Regions from separate parts of the Homo sapiens genome. Here region 2 is linked to region 1. The links are chromatin loops, found by intact Hi-C in ENCODE. Cell type or tissue: OCI-LY7. All regions are shown on one strand. Links, peaks and the distances in the headings refer to the core of each region. The heading gives the core; the rest is flanking DNA.

What was found. A loop is a pair of places that touch in the nucleus more often than their neighbours do. Peaks named below come from ENCODE experiments on the same cell type or tissue, not always from the same donor. Only the 100,000 strongest peaks of a DNase experiment are listed, where the experiment ranks them.
Region 2: it touches region 1 in a loop (7-fold over the local background); 1 of 110 quality-filtered maps calls a loop at or near these places.

What each region holds. Positions count from the first base shown.
Region 1 is chr12:9,509,309-9,515,531 of GRCh38, reverse strand. It overlaps the pseudogene OVOS1P. Among named protein-coding and RNA genes, the nearest start is that of KLRB1, 95 kb to the left of the region's middle. In OCI-LY7, for the core only: a CTCF peak has its summit at 2,549; DNase peaks (open chromatin) are centred at 4,751 and 4,981; H3K4me3 peaks cover 1,184 bases; H3K27ac peaks cover 1,448 bases.
Region 2 is chr12:9,613,843-9,620,065 of GRCh38, reverse strand. It overlaps the pseudogene LOC374443. Among named protein-coding and RNA genes, the nearest start is that of KLRB1, 9.0 kb to the right of the region's middle. In OCI-LY7, for the core only: no CTCF peak of the experiment used is centred there; DNase peaks (open chromatin) are centred at 2,735, 4,135 and 4,555; H3K4me3 peaks cover 3,161 bases; H3K27ac peaks cover 4,291 bases.

The DNA of each region.
Region 1 (6,223 bases), core at 504-5,503:
AATTAGGGGACTGAAATAAATAATCCTAATTGCTTTTTAAAAAAATCACTCTAGATTTCCAGAATAAAGAAAGAAAGAAGAAAAGGAGGGAGGAAGGAAGTAGGGAGAGAGGAAGAAAAAGGCTATTAGCAGACTCATTTAAAATGGAAATGAGGTAAAGTAATTGTAAAGGCCTTATCAGATCAGAGGGGGGCAAACCTAAGCTATTTCAAGAGGGAAGCTGATGACAAGTAAATCAATTCACACCACAGACCTGCAAAATGGCTCAGCTCTGGATTGGGAAGTACTGGGTATTAAGTCGAGCAGAGGTGTGGCCAGAAAAGAAGGCAAAAGTCAGGAGCATGTGGGAGTGTCTTTATAAAAACTAGTTAAGAGGTTCAGCTTCCCTGTAATCCCAGTACTTTGGGAGGCCGAGGTGGGCAGATCACGAGGTCAGGAGATCGCGACCATCCTGGCTAACACGGTGAAACCCCGTCTGTACTAAAAAAATACAAAAAAATTAGCCGGGCGTGGTGGCGGGCGCCTGTAGTCCCAGCTACTCGGGAGGCCGAGGCAGGAGAATGCCGTGAACCCAGGACGCAGAGCTTTCAGTGAGCGGAGATCGAGCCCCTGCACTCCAGCCTGGGCGACTGAGCGAGGCTCTGTCTCAAAAAAAAAAAAAAAAAAAGAGGTTCAGCTTCTCACTCAAGGATGCTTGGTATTTCTCACACCCCAGTACGGCAGTATTATTGTTGACATGTTGAAGGATTTCTGTACCGGTTGGCAAAGAGCCACTTCCCTGAGCTCCCCAGAGTCCCCTCCCTGCTGCCCTAGAACCTCTCCTCCACAACCAGCTCCTCCCACTCCCACCACTTTGCCCCCAGTCTAAATGAGCCATGCTTGGCTTAGCTAAGGGCTTCAGTGGAATTATGACTCATACCTTTTCTGATGGTTTGGTGTCCATACCTTGCTGGTTTGAAATATTTTAATGTTTATGGAAATGATGAAGGAAAGAAAAAATGCAAGAGATAATATAATGAAAAAGTGATAGAAATTGGTGACGCAGTAAATAGCATGAAAAAAAGAAGTATCAAAAGACTATTCCAGAATTCTAAGTTTGCAAAATGTGAGAAATCATGTGGTACTACTTTCATTCTTCGCATAGATAGACTCAAACACCTTTAGTTCTCAGAATAATACACTTCAGACATCTTTGACCTCTTATATTATTTCCTAAAATAAGCTTAAATGTGTTTCTCATATCCTCTAATCATCCAGAAAACTCCTATTCATCCCACAAAACCCTATTTAGGCATATTCTCTTTATGTATTTTTTCCTTAAAAATATGTATATACATATAAATGTAAATATATACGCATATATCTTTTTCCTAAACTAGTGGTTGTCAAATTTTAATGTGCTTCGGAGGACAAGATTTCTAACTTATTCCTAGAATTTTTTTTTTTTTTTTTTTGAGACAGAGTCTTGCTCTGTCACCCAGGTTAGAGTGCAGTGGCACCATCTCCGCTCACTGCAAGCTCCGCCTCCTGGATTCATGCCATTCTCCTGCCTCAGCCTCCTGAGTAGCTGGGACTACAGGCGCCCGCCACCATGCCAGGCTGATTTCTTTTTGTATTTTTAGTGGAGACGCGGTTTCACCGTGTTAGCCAGGATGGTCTGGATCTCCTGACCTTGTGACCCGCCCATCTCGGCCCCCCAAAGTGCTGGGATTACAGGCGTGAGCCACTGCACCTGGCCACTTATTCCCAGAATTTCTAAATTATTCCCAGGTGATGCTGATACTGCTACTCTAGGAAATATACTCTGATAATCACTGTCCTAAACTCTAGCTAAAGTTAATCATTCATTTTTCTGTAACACCTCAGTGGCCATACATGTTTCATTTGTAACACTTACGTAATTCTAATATATGTTTTGTCCCCAGTTATACTTTTTCTATTTCTTCTATTGTGACAATTGCTAATACAGCACCTGGAATATGAAAAACATTCAATAAGTGTTGGCTGATTGAATTAATTCATGTTTCATTAATTTTATATCATCTTCATAAATCTCAATGAAGTATCATGCATCTATTTAGACAGTGTAAAATAATCCATAATAGCAATATATTAAAATCAAACTAATACTTAATATCTTCTGTGTGCCAGAAGTTGGGCAAAGGGCTTTATATGTATTATTAAATAATTATCTTGATGATTAGACAATATATTACAAAAAACTAAGATTCTCTAGGGTTTAAGTGGCTTTCAAAAAGTAACACAAAGCTAGTACATATCAGAACTCTGGTTTGATCCCAGCAATGTCCAAATAGAAATGGGTAACTCTGAAGAAAGGGTCTGAGAATGACAGAGTGCATATGGGTTGTGGTGGCATGGCCTTTTCCCTCCTTTCTTAAAAATAGATACCAGTTATATAAGTTTTATCATTTATGTTAACTTTGAGCTTCCTCGTGGCATATAGGTACAGGGATTTCATTAGGTTCAAAGAAGTTTTAAAGAAAAGAAACAATTTTGGTTGTGGAAGAATGTTTTCAGCTCATACCAAATAATTGAAGTCTGCTGTGTAGGTTTTGTCTTCAAAGTCTTCCATATTGAGAATGCAGTGCACTAGCACCCTCTTCTGCTGGTTGCATCTCAGTTCTTCCATCTCTTGGACAATCTTTAGGAAGCTATTCGTCTTGGAGTAAAATCGATATGCAAAGTACTCGGGCTGAGGGTATTGAGGCAACACCCAGCCATGAGCCTGGCAATTTTCATTGGCCTTGTAGGCTGCCTAGACAAAAAATCAAAATTACGGGTATTTTAGGATAAAGAGAAAGGATGAGTGAAAGAATATTTGATAAGATGGTTTATCATCATGCTGCTTTATCTCTGCAAGAAGATTTTATAGCCATTCTACATTAAATCTAACCCAATTCCCCATTTTCTAGTTATACTCTAGAGCGACCACTATGGTTTTTACAATTTAGTCTATTCAAGTCCTACTTCAATAATATTACATTAAATATTTTACTGTATTCTTTACTATAATTATTACTTTTGCTAGCATGTAGATTGCTATATCTCCCTCACTATAATACGAAGAACCCATGAGTGCAAACGTTTACCTTGCTACTGATAACATAATATGAAGTTTTGCTGAAAGATGGGAAAGTTTTTATGAAATACAGCAAGGAGTTTACTCTGACCATAGTAATTTACCATTATCAACACAAAAAGTCTGAGGAGTCCTTTAAAAATATCTAGGAAGGATTGATATTTAATTATTACAGATAGTAGTTCACTTCTCTCTTGAATATATCCAGAGAAATTCTTTACATTATTCCAAGGTAATAGATTACAGGGTTTCTCAAATATTTCCTTCTATAAAAACACAATTCTCTTTCTATTTCCTTAATAAAAGTGAAGCGTTGCTTATTTTCAGCTAATTCTCCTTTATACAATTTAGTATGTATGCTATCCTTCTGTCTTTTCCCGGGACTCTTAAAATAATTTTTAACCTACTTTTCATAGGGCCTATATTCTTAATATTTAACTATTTTTCAGTACTCTAGATTCACACCAAGGTGTAACTTTTCATTTCTGTTCCATAAATATAATTTCGCACAGACCTAAACCTTAGCGAGCCAGTGCAGTTTTTTGTTTGCTTGTTTGTTTTTATTTTACTTGCCTTTCGTTTAACTTACTTTCAAAGTGATATTTGGGTATGTAAACGTATATGTGTCCAAGAAAAACTGAGCGATGCCATTTACATCTGTGGTGTAGTTTCCCACGATTTTGTCCTTCAGATGCAACTGGACAACTTCATTTGGGATTGGAGAGTTGTCTGGATCAAGCAATTTAATCTGTACAAGAGGAAGAAAATACATTTCGGAAGCATGTAGTAAATTTGGGAATCCATTTTGATGGCATTTGCCAAGCTTCTATCATGGGGACCCCCGCTCTCCTTCGTACGTATGCACTTCCTGCGTGGTTTCATCTATTCCTGTTGAGTGTATGACATGTACCATTAATATACTAATGAGCCTAAACTCTGTTTCTCCTGCCCACGAAGATCTCTGAAAACTCAGGCCCATAGAATTAATCATCCTGAGTATTTTTTATAATAAAAATGCTACAGAAACCCTCAAATTGGAATGATTTATTACTGTGCCCAACCTTCCTTTTTTTTCTCTTTCTCTTATTTATCTCAGTGAATACCTCAACCATTCACTTAGTCACTGAAGTCAAATATCTAGAGACATCTTAGACTTTTTATTTTCCTTCTCCTATAATTTTCAATTGTTGATAAAATATTTTCAATTGTATCTTTTTAACATTTTCTGTTTCCAGCTTATCACATTTGTTCCTGTTGCTATTCCTTGTATCAATAGCTTATCTTTTTTCCCTCATACATCTTCTATTTTTTTCTATCCAGTCTCTCTCTCCTGTATTGCTTTTGCTTGTTCTTTCTCTATACTGGCATCAAAGCAAATTTTCTAAAATGCAAAATTTAGCATTATCCTCCCTAAAACATTGTAGTGACTGCTCTGATAGGCCATGGTTATTTGCTAGAAATCTCTTTCTCATTCTCTTACTAGTACAGGCAATGATTGCTTTAAAAAGTCCCTTCTGAAATTGTATGATTTGCAGTAGATACAATGCCTGCATCAGTATCTATGCCAGTTTGAAGCCTTTAAAGGCACCTTCTTAACAACATCTAAGGCCACAACAACCAGAAGAAGACTGTCTGAGACATCCTTTTTTTAGCTCAGTCAGTTTCTGCAAAACAACTTCTGCTTTGAGCCTTTCATCTTATTTCTGCCACTTATCATTTTCCTGCTGGTCCAGGCAAACACAATCCTTTTTTCTTGCTCAGCATCTGTAGACTGATGCCTTATTTGCACCATCTACGCAGATTTTGAACTTAGTTTCATCTCAAGGCTTGATCTTGTAAGAAAAATTCAACTTGTCTCAGCAGTCCACAGGCCACAGACACATGACACCATGCCTTTATGATCACACAGAGGTTTGCTCTAATTTTAGTACACCTAGACTAGAAAGATCCTTTGAGTCCCTTCCAGTCACAGAAAGATGAACAAGCCATGTGATTTCTGGGCACTTTCCTTTCTTTCTTTGTCCCCAAACCCAAATAGTGCCCCAAGTGATGACACCAGGCCCATTATCAACTGCCGGGGCCAGGCATGCAACACTTCATTAGCAGATGTTTCTTGTGGCAAAGGTATTTGTCGTATATCCTACAATTTTAAACAGTATCATTTCAGCCATCCACGGATGCTGCTACTGTCACTTATGAAGAAATACCCTTGTTAGCCCACCGCCTTGCCCAGCTTCCTATGTTCACATATGTTACTCTTGGAGTCATAGCTCTGAGGTCTTGAAATTTGTAGGGGACACTAAAAAAGCAGATAGTATCTTCATTCTGGAAATAAAGCTTACTCTTTAAAAGTGCTCCCTAGCAATACTGAGCCACGTGTTTGATGGCCTTATGACACAACACATGGCCAGATAAACCATTTTTAATTTCCAGTAATGCAGCTACTGTAGTGACTCACTATATCACAGAGAAACCAGTCCCTTTTCCAAAAGTAGAACAGGAATGACTTGTTTCTCCTGGCACATCTCCCGGAAGTGATCAGAGCATTCACCACTGTGAAATGGCCAAAAACCCAAAAGATACCACTTTATACAACCATGTTTTTGAACTAAAGCATTTTATTGTTTGAGACTCACATCTGTTTATAGCTGCCACTGGTCTCCCTAAAATGATCAAGGAAATAAGAGCTCTTATATATGAGTTTTCAGGAACTAATTCTTTCAAATGCTAATGAAGAGGGTGTGTCCAGGCAGGAAACTGTACTGTATTACAATATATTAATAACAGACTACTTTGTCCACGGATGCCTGATTCATGTAGGTACCACCTATCCCCTACCTCCCTGATAAACTATTACCAACCTCAGCTAGTTTTCCCAGCTCTCCTCTATAGGAAAAGGTGTCTTGGAGTTCCTGATTATAGGATAAGATAATACTATACCTTAAAGTGTCAAGAAGCTTTGAGAGGGAATGGGAAGGAGCTGGGCCTTAATGACTAGGCTAGGGCTTAAGTACACACATACACATACACATACACATACACACACACACACACACACACACACAACACACACACACACACCCCTCTCAACCATGTCTTATGCTAGAGAAGACAGAAATAAAA
Region 2 (6,223 bases), core at 847-5,846, 100 kb before region 1:
CAATTTTGTGAGATTTACCTCTGGGAACTTGACCAGGTTCTCACAGAAAATATTAGAGAAAAACCCTCTCATGCTTCTAGTAGGGGGAGAAAGGAATAATTTTAAAATATGCCAGAGCACTGTGTTCTTCTTCTTTCTTCTTCTTCTTCTTCATTTTTTTTTCTTACACTGTGTTCTTCTTAAAAAGGTTCTGCCCTCAGGAGACAATAGTAAACCAGGACCTACATTGCTGGGGCATTATTAAGAGTCTAACTGACCTAGAAGAAGCGTTATACAACTCTAGTCAGCTCTAGCCTTCCACATGGGAGAAGAGAAATATCCAACTTCAGACCACTCTAGCCATCCTTTCCCGCCTAAGTGGGATGGAAAAGAAAATAGAAACATTTGTGAAGCTCGCAGTCCAGAGGCCTCACTACAAATCTGAGATCTAGTCTTACTTCCCTCTCCCCACACCTCACCGCAATACTAAAGATCAAATTGCAGCGGTTCCTTTTTTCTTGGTATATTATCAGGCTATCAAGGGGGAAAAAAAAGCCATCTTAAAAGGCAAAAAATCAATGAAAGGACAGAGCAAGCATCAGAACCAGGCATAGAAGGGATGTTAGAATTAAAAACAAGATGAGGTATCACTTCAAACCTATTAGGATGGCTACTGTTAAACAAAATGAAATAAAACAGAAAATAAGTGTTGGTAAGGAGGCGGAGAAATTGGAAACCTTATGCATTGTTGGTGGGATTGTAAAGTGGTGCCACCACTATGAAAAATAGTGTGATGATTCCTCAGAACACTAAAAATAGAATTACCATATAACCCAGTAATCCCCCTTCTAGGTATATTAAAAGAAAGAAAGAAGGAAAGAAAAGAAAGAAAGAAAGAAAGAGAGAGAGAGAGAAAGAGAGAGAGAGAGAGAAAGAAAGAGAAAGAAAAAGAAAGAAAGAGAGAGAGAGAGAAAGAAAGAGAGAGAGAAAGAGAGAAAAAGAAAGAAAGAAAGAAAGAAAGAGAAAGAAAAAGAAAGAGAAAGAAAGAGAGAGAGAGGAGAGAGAGAGAGAAAGAAAGGAAGAAAGAAAGAGTCTCTGCTACGGTTTGAATGTGCCCCCTCCAAATTCATGTTGAAACTATCTGCATTGTGGTGGTATTAAGAGGTGAGGTCTTTGGGGAAGTGTTTGAGTCATGAGGGTTCCAGCCTCATAAATGGATTAGTGCCTTTTATAAGGGATGGAGGGAACTAGCTTTAGACCCTTTTGCGCTCTTCTGGCTTTTGCCATGTGAAGACTCAGCATTCATGCTTTTTGCATTTTTCACCCCCTCCACCATGTAAGGATGCAGCAGGAATGTCCTTGCCAGACAGCAAGTGCCAGCACATTGATCGTGGACTTTCTAGCCTCCAGAACTGTAAAAATTAAGTTTCTATTCTTAAATTACCCAGTCTTGGTATTTTGTTATACCAGCACAAATGGACTAAACCAGTCTCAAGGAGATATTTTTACACCCATGTTCGCAGCAGTACTAGTTACAGAAGCCAGAAAGTAGAAGCATGTCAAGTGTCCACTAGCAGGTGAGGGACTAAGATGTGGTATATTCATACAGTGGAATATTATTCAGCCTTAAAAAGGAAGGAAATTCTGACACATATTGCAACATGGATGAACCTTGAGAACATTATGCCAAGTGAAATAAGCCAGTTATAAAAAAGACAAATAATGGGCCGGGTGCTGTGGCTCACACCTGTAATCCCAGCACTTTGGGAAGCCGAGGTGGGCAGATCACCTGAGGTCAGGAGTTCCAGACCAGCCTGACTAACATGGTGAAACCCTGTCTCTACTAAAATTACAAAAATTAGCTGGGTGTAGTGGTGGCGCCTGTAATCCCAGCTACTTGGGAGGCTGAGGCAGGAGAATCGCTTGAACCCGAGAGGCAGAGGTTGCAGTGAGCCTAGATTGCACCACTGCACTCCAGCCTGGGTGACAGAGCAAGACTCTGTCTCAAAAAAAAAAAAAACACACAGATAATGTATGATTCCACTTACATGAAGTACCTAGGGAAGTCAAATTCATAGAGAAAAAAAGTAAAGCGGTGATTTCCAGGAGCTGAGAGGAGCAAGGAATGAGGGGTTATTGTTTAAAGGGTACACTGATTCAGTTTTGTAAGATGAAAAAAGTTCTGAAGATCTGTTTCATAACAATGTCAATAACTTAACATTAGTGAACTCTACACTTAGAAACGATTATGCTGGCACATTTTATGTTGTGTGTTTTTTTTAACCATAGTAAAAAAATACACAAGAAAAGTTGTGTCATTGGGGGAGCTCTAGTGTTCAGTGATGACAAATAAGAGAAGCATATTCTCTGAGAAGACTGAGAATGTAAGGACAGTGTTTTCAATGAAATATCCTCTCTCCCTCCATCCACAGAATTGGAAGATGGTCAATCATATCGGAAGAGTGCAGTAAGACAATGAAGATGGGAGAGTGAGTGAAAGCCTCTAAGGATTAAAGACTGTGGCTCTATCACTCCATTTATCTTCTGCCTCATCTGTTATTTACCGCCTGTGTGCACCGTAATTAGCCCATTCAAATTCAGAATTATAAACAAAATGTTTCCTGCTAAATTTAAACAGTTAAAAAGTGCTTATTGCCGCCTAAGAAAAATATTAACAAGATTAGGCGTGATTTCTGAGTTAAGACAGATGTGTTCTAACCATGGAAGGGACTCACCGTTTGGCTGTGGCTTTTCTATTTGCTTGGACTTCTCACTCATCAGAGTCCAGATGTACCAGTTAAGCTTCATTTAAGTCTCAGTTCTTCTTTCTTTCTTCTGTGTTCCTATAGATTTTACATATAAATACATTTATAATGTATTTGCAATGTGGTAATATAAATGTATGTCTATTTTTGCTAGGAAATGAAAATTTTCCCTTGAACTGTGACTTTTTGTAATGCCGGAGAACAACGACACAAATGTATATTGAAGGAAGAATGGATATGTGGTGTATTTATTGTGCTTATCCTATGCTTCCTATTTGTGCTGGAGTGTAGCTCTGGAAAACCTCCTATATTTGTTTTCTAGGGCTTCCATAATGAAATGCCACAGACTGGGTGGCTTAAATAAAAATAATTAAATAAAAAATAATTTTTTTTCAGAGTTCTAGAGTCTAGAAATCTGAGATCAGGGTGTTGGTTGAGTTAATTTCTTTTCTTTTCTTTTTTTTTTTTTTTTGATGGAGTCTCTCTCTGTCACCCATGCTGGAGTGCAGTGGCACAATCTCGGCTCACAGCAACCTCCGCCTCACAGGTTCAAGTGACTCTGCCTCAGCCTCCCAAATAGCTGGGACTATACAAGCGTGTGCCACCACGCCCGGCTAATTTTTGTATTTTTAGTAGAGACAGGGTTTCACCATGTTGGCCAGGCTTGTCTTGAACTCCCAAACTCATGATCCACCCACCTCGGCCTCCCAAAGTGCTGGGATTACAGGCATGAGCCAGGAGTTGATTTCTTTTAAGGCCTCTCTGCTTGGCTTGCAGATGGTCATCTTCTCTCTTTGTCTTCACCTGGTCTTACCTCTGTATGTATCTATGTCTTAATATCTTCTTAAGAGGAGTCCAGCCATATTTGATTAGGGCTCACCTTTAACTTATTTACCTCTTTAAGGACTCCATCTTCTAAGGGTTAAGATGTCAATATATGAATTCTGGGGAGAAGAGTAGGAACACAATTCAGCCCATAACACCTCCTAACAAATTTTCCACATTTAATCTAGGAGATTGGTAATATTTGTCCTCAAAAGATAATTTTGTGTGTGTGTGGTTGGGCATTATAACTGAATTTACCGTTACTAATGCAAGAAAATCATACAGCAAAATATATGATTTTAAAGTACCAACTGAACCTACTGATCAAGACTTGAAATACAAACTCTTTCCAATAATAAATGTACTTTCTATAACCTGTTCAATAATACATTATACTAGTATTCAGAACATTGTCAAAATTGTGATGAAAAAAGATATTGTATGAAAGTTTTTGATGTTCAAAGTTCAGAAATTTCCACTGCAAACAAAATTAGGTCAGTTGCACAGGAAATATTTACCACAAAAGTCTCTACAGAAAGATACTTTTATAAACTGTCATCAATCAGCATGTCAGCTATCAGTGGAGCTATAAGCATAAGCCTGAAGTCCATTCACTAAGATGGGGATACATATTGTTAAAGCTCAATTTTGTAATCTAAGAATTGTGTTTATTTTTAGAATAGCACAGTTCTCCCATCATTTTCGTGTTATCAAATACAAATACAAAGGTTAGGGATGGGGGATAAAGCAGCTGCTGGAAGTCAAATTCTCAGAGTATAAAGTAACATGATCTCCTTATTATGAGAGTCATGTGAGACTCTAATTCAGTCATTCAGTTACTGTTCAGAAAACATCTACTATGTTACGCTCCACATTATTTGTTGGGAGGGTTATACCAAAATGTTAAATATAAAATACAAACGCATAATAGAAACCTAGCAACGACAAAGGTAAGATACAAGCTGTGTCTTCAGAAAAAAAGGAAGTGGTAAATTCTTGCTGATTTTGCAAAGATGGTTGTGGTGTTCCGGATGGTGGTAAAAGTAAGAGAGTTTCTCTGAAGCAAATAACATTCTAAAACAAGTGGTCAAGGAGCTTGGATTTTGAATGCCATGAAAAGAAAAAAATTACATGAAATAGGTCTCATCTAGCAATAAATATTTATAATAAAAGCAGACAGAACATGCCTGCAAATACTCTGCACTAACTTCAGATTAGATGTTACCTCTGGTAAAAAGTAAAGGGAAAAATGCCATTAGTTGTGTCTGTAAATTTTATTTGTTCATTTTTTAACCTGATATGAAGAAAAGGTGGGCAAAAGTGATAGTAAAAACCACTTATTCATCCACAGCTTTGTTCTTTTGCCTTAGGACTGTCTTGGCAATGAGGGCTCTTTTTTGGTACCAGTACCATGTTATTTTGGTTACTGGAGTCTTGTAGTACAGTTTGAAGTCGGGTAGCGTGATGCCTCCAGCTTCATTCTTTTGGCTTAGGATTGACTTGGCAATGTGGGCTCTTTTTTGGTTCCATATGAACTTTAAAGTAGTTTTTTCCAATTTTGTGAAGAAAGTCATTGGTAGCTTGATGGGGATGGCACTGAATCTGTAAATTACCTTGGTCAGTATGGCCATTTTCACGATATTGATTATTCCTATCCATGAGCATGGAATGTTCTTCCATTTGTTTGTGTCCTCTTTTATTTCGTTGAGCAGTGGTTTGTAGTTCTCCTTGAAGAGGTCCTTCACATTCCTTGTAGGTTAGATTCCTAGGTATTTTATTCTCTTTGAAGTAATTGTGAATGGGAGTTCACTCATGATTTGGCTCTCTGTTTGTCTGTTATTGGTGTATAGGAATGCTTGTGATTTTTGCACATTGATTTTGTATGCTGAGACTTTGCTGAAGTTGCTTATCAGCTTAAGGAGATTTTGGGCTGAGACAATGGGCTTTTCTAAATATACAATCATGTCATCTGCAAACCAGTACAATTTGACTTCCTCTTTTCCTAATTGAATACCTTTTATTTCTTTCTCCTGCCTGATTGCCCTGGCCAGAACTTCCAACACTATGTTAAATAGGAGTGGTGAGAGAGGGCATCCCTGTCTTGTGCCAGTTTTCAAAGGGAATGCTTCCAGTTTTTGCCCATTCAGTATGATATTGGCTGTGGGTTTGTCATAGATAGCTCTTATTATTTTGAGGTACGTCCCATCAATACCTAGTTTATTGAGAGTTTTTAGCATGAAGGGCTGTTGAATTTTGTCAAAGGCCTTTTCTGCATCTATTGAGATAATCATGTGGTTTTTGTCTTTGGTTCTGTTTCTATGATGGATTACGTTTATCGATTTGTGTATGTTGGACCAGCCTTGCATCCCAGGGATGAGGCCAACTTGATCATGGTGGATAAGCTTTTTGATGTGCTGCTGGATTTGGTGTGCCAGTATTTTATAGAGAATTTTTGCATCGATGTTCATCAGGGATATTGGTCTAAAATTCTCTTTTTTTGTTGTGTCTCTGCCAGGCTTTGGTATCAGGATGATGCTGGCCTCCTGAAATGAGTTAGGGAGGATTCTCTCTTTTTCTATTGATTGGAATAGTTCCAGGAGGAATGGTACCAGCTCCTCTTTGTACCTCTGGTAGAATGTGACTGTGAATCTGTC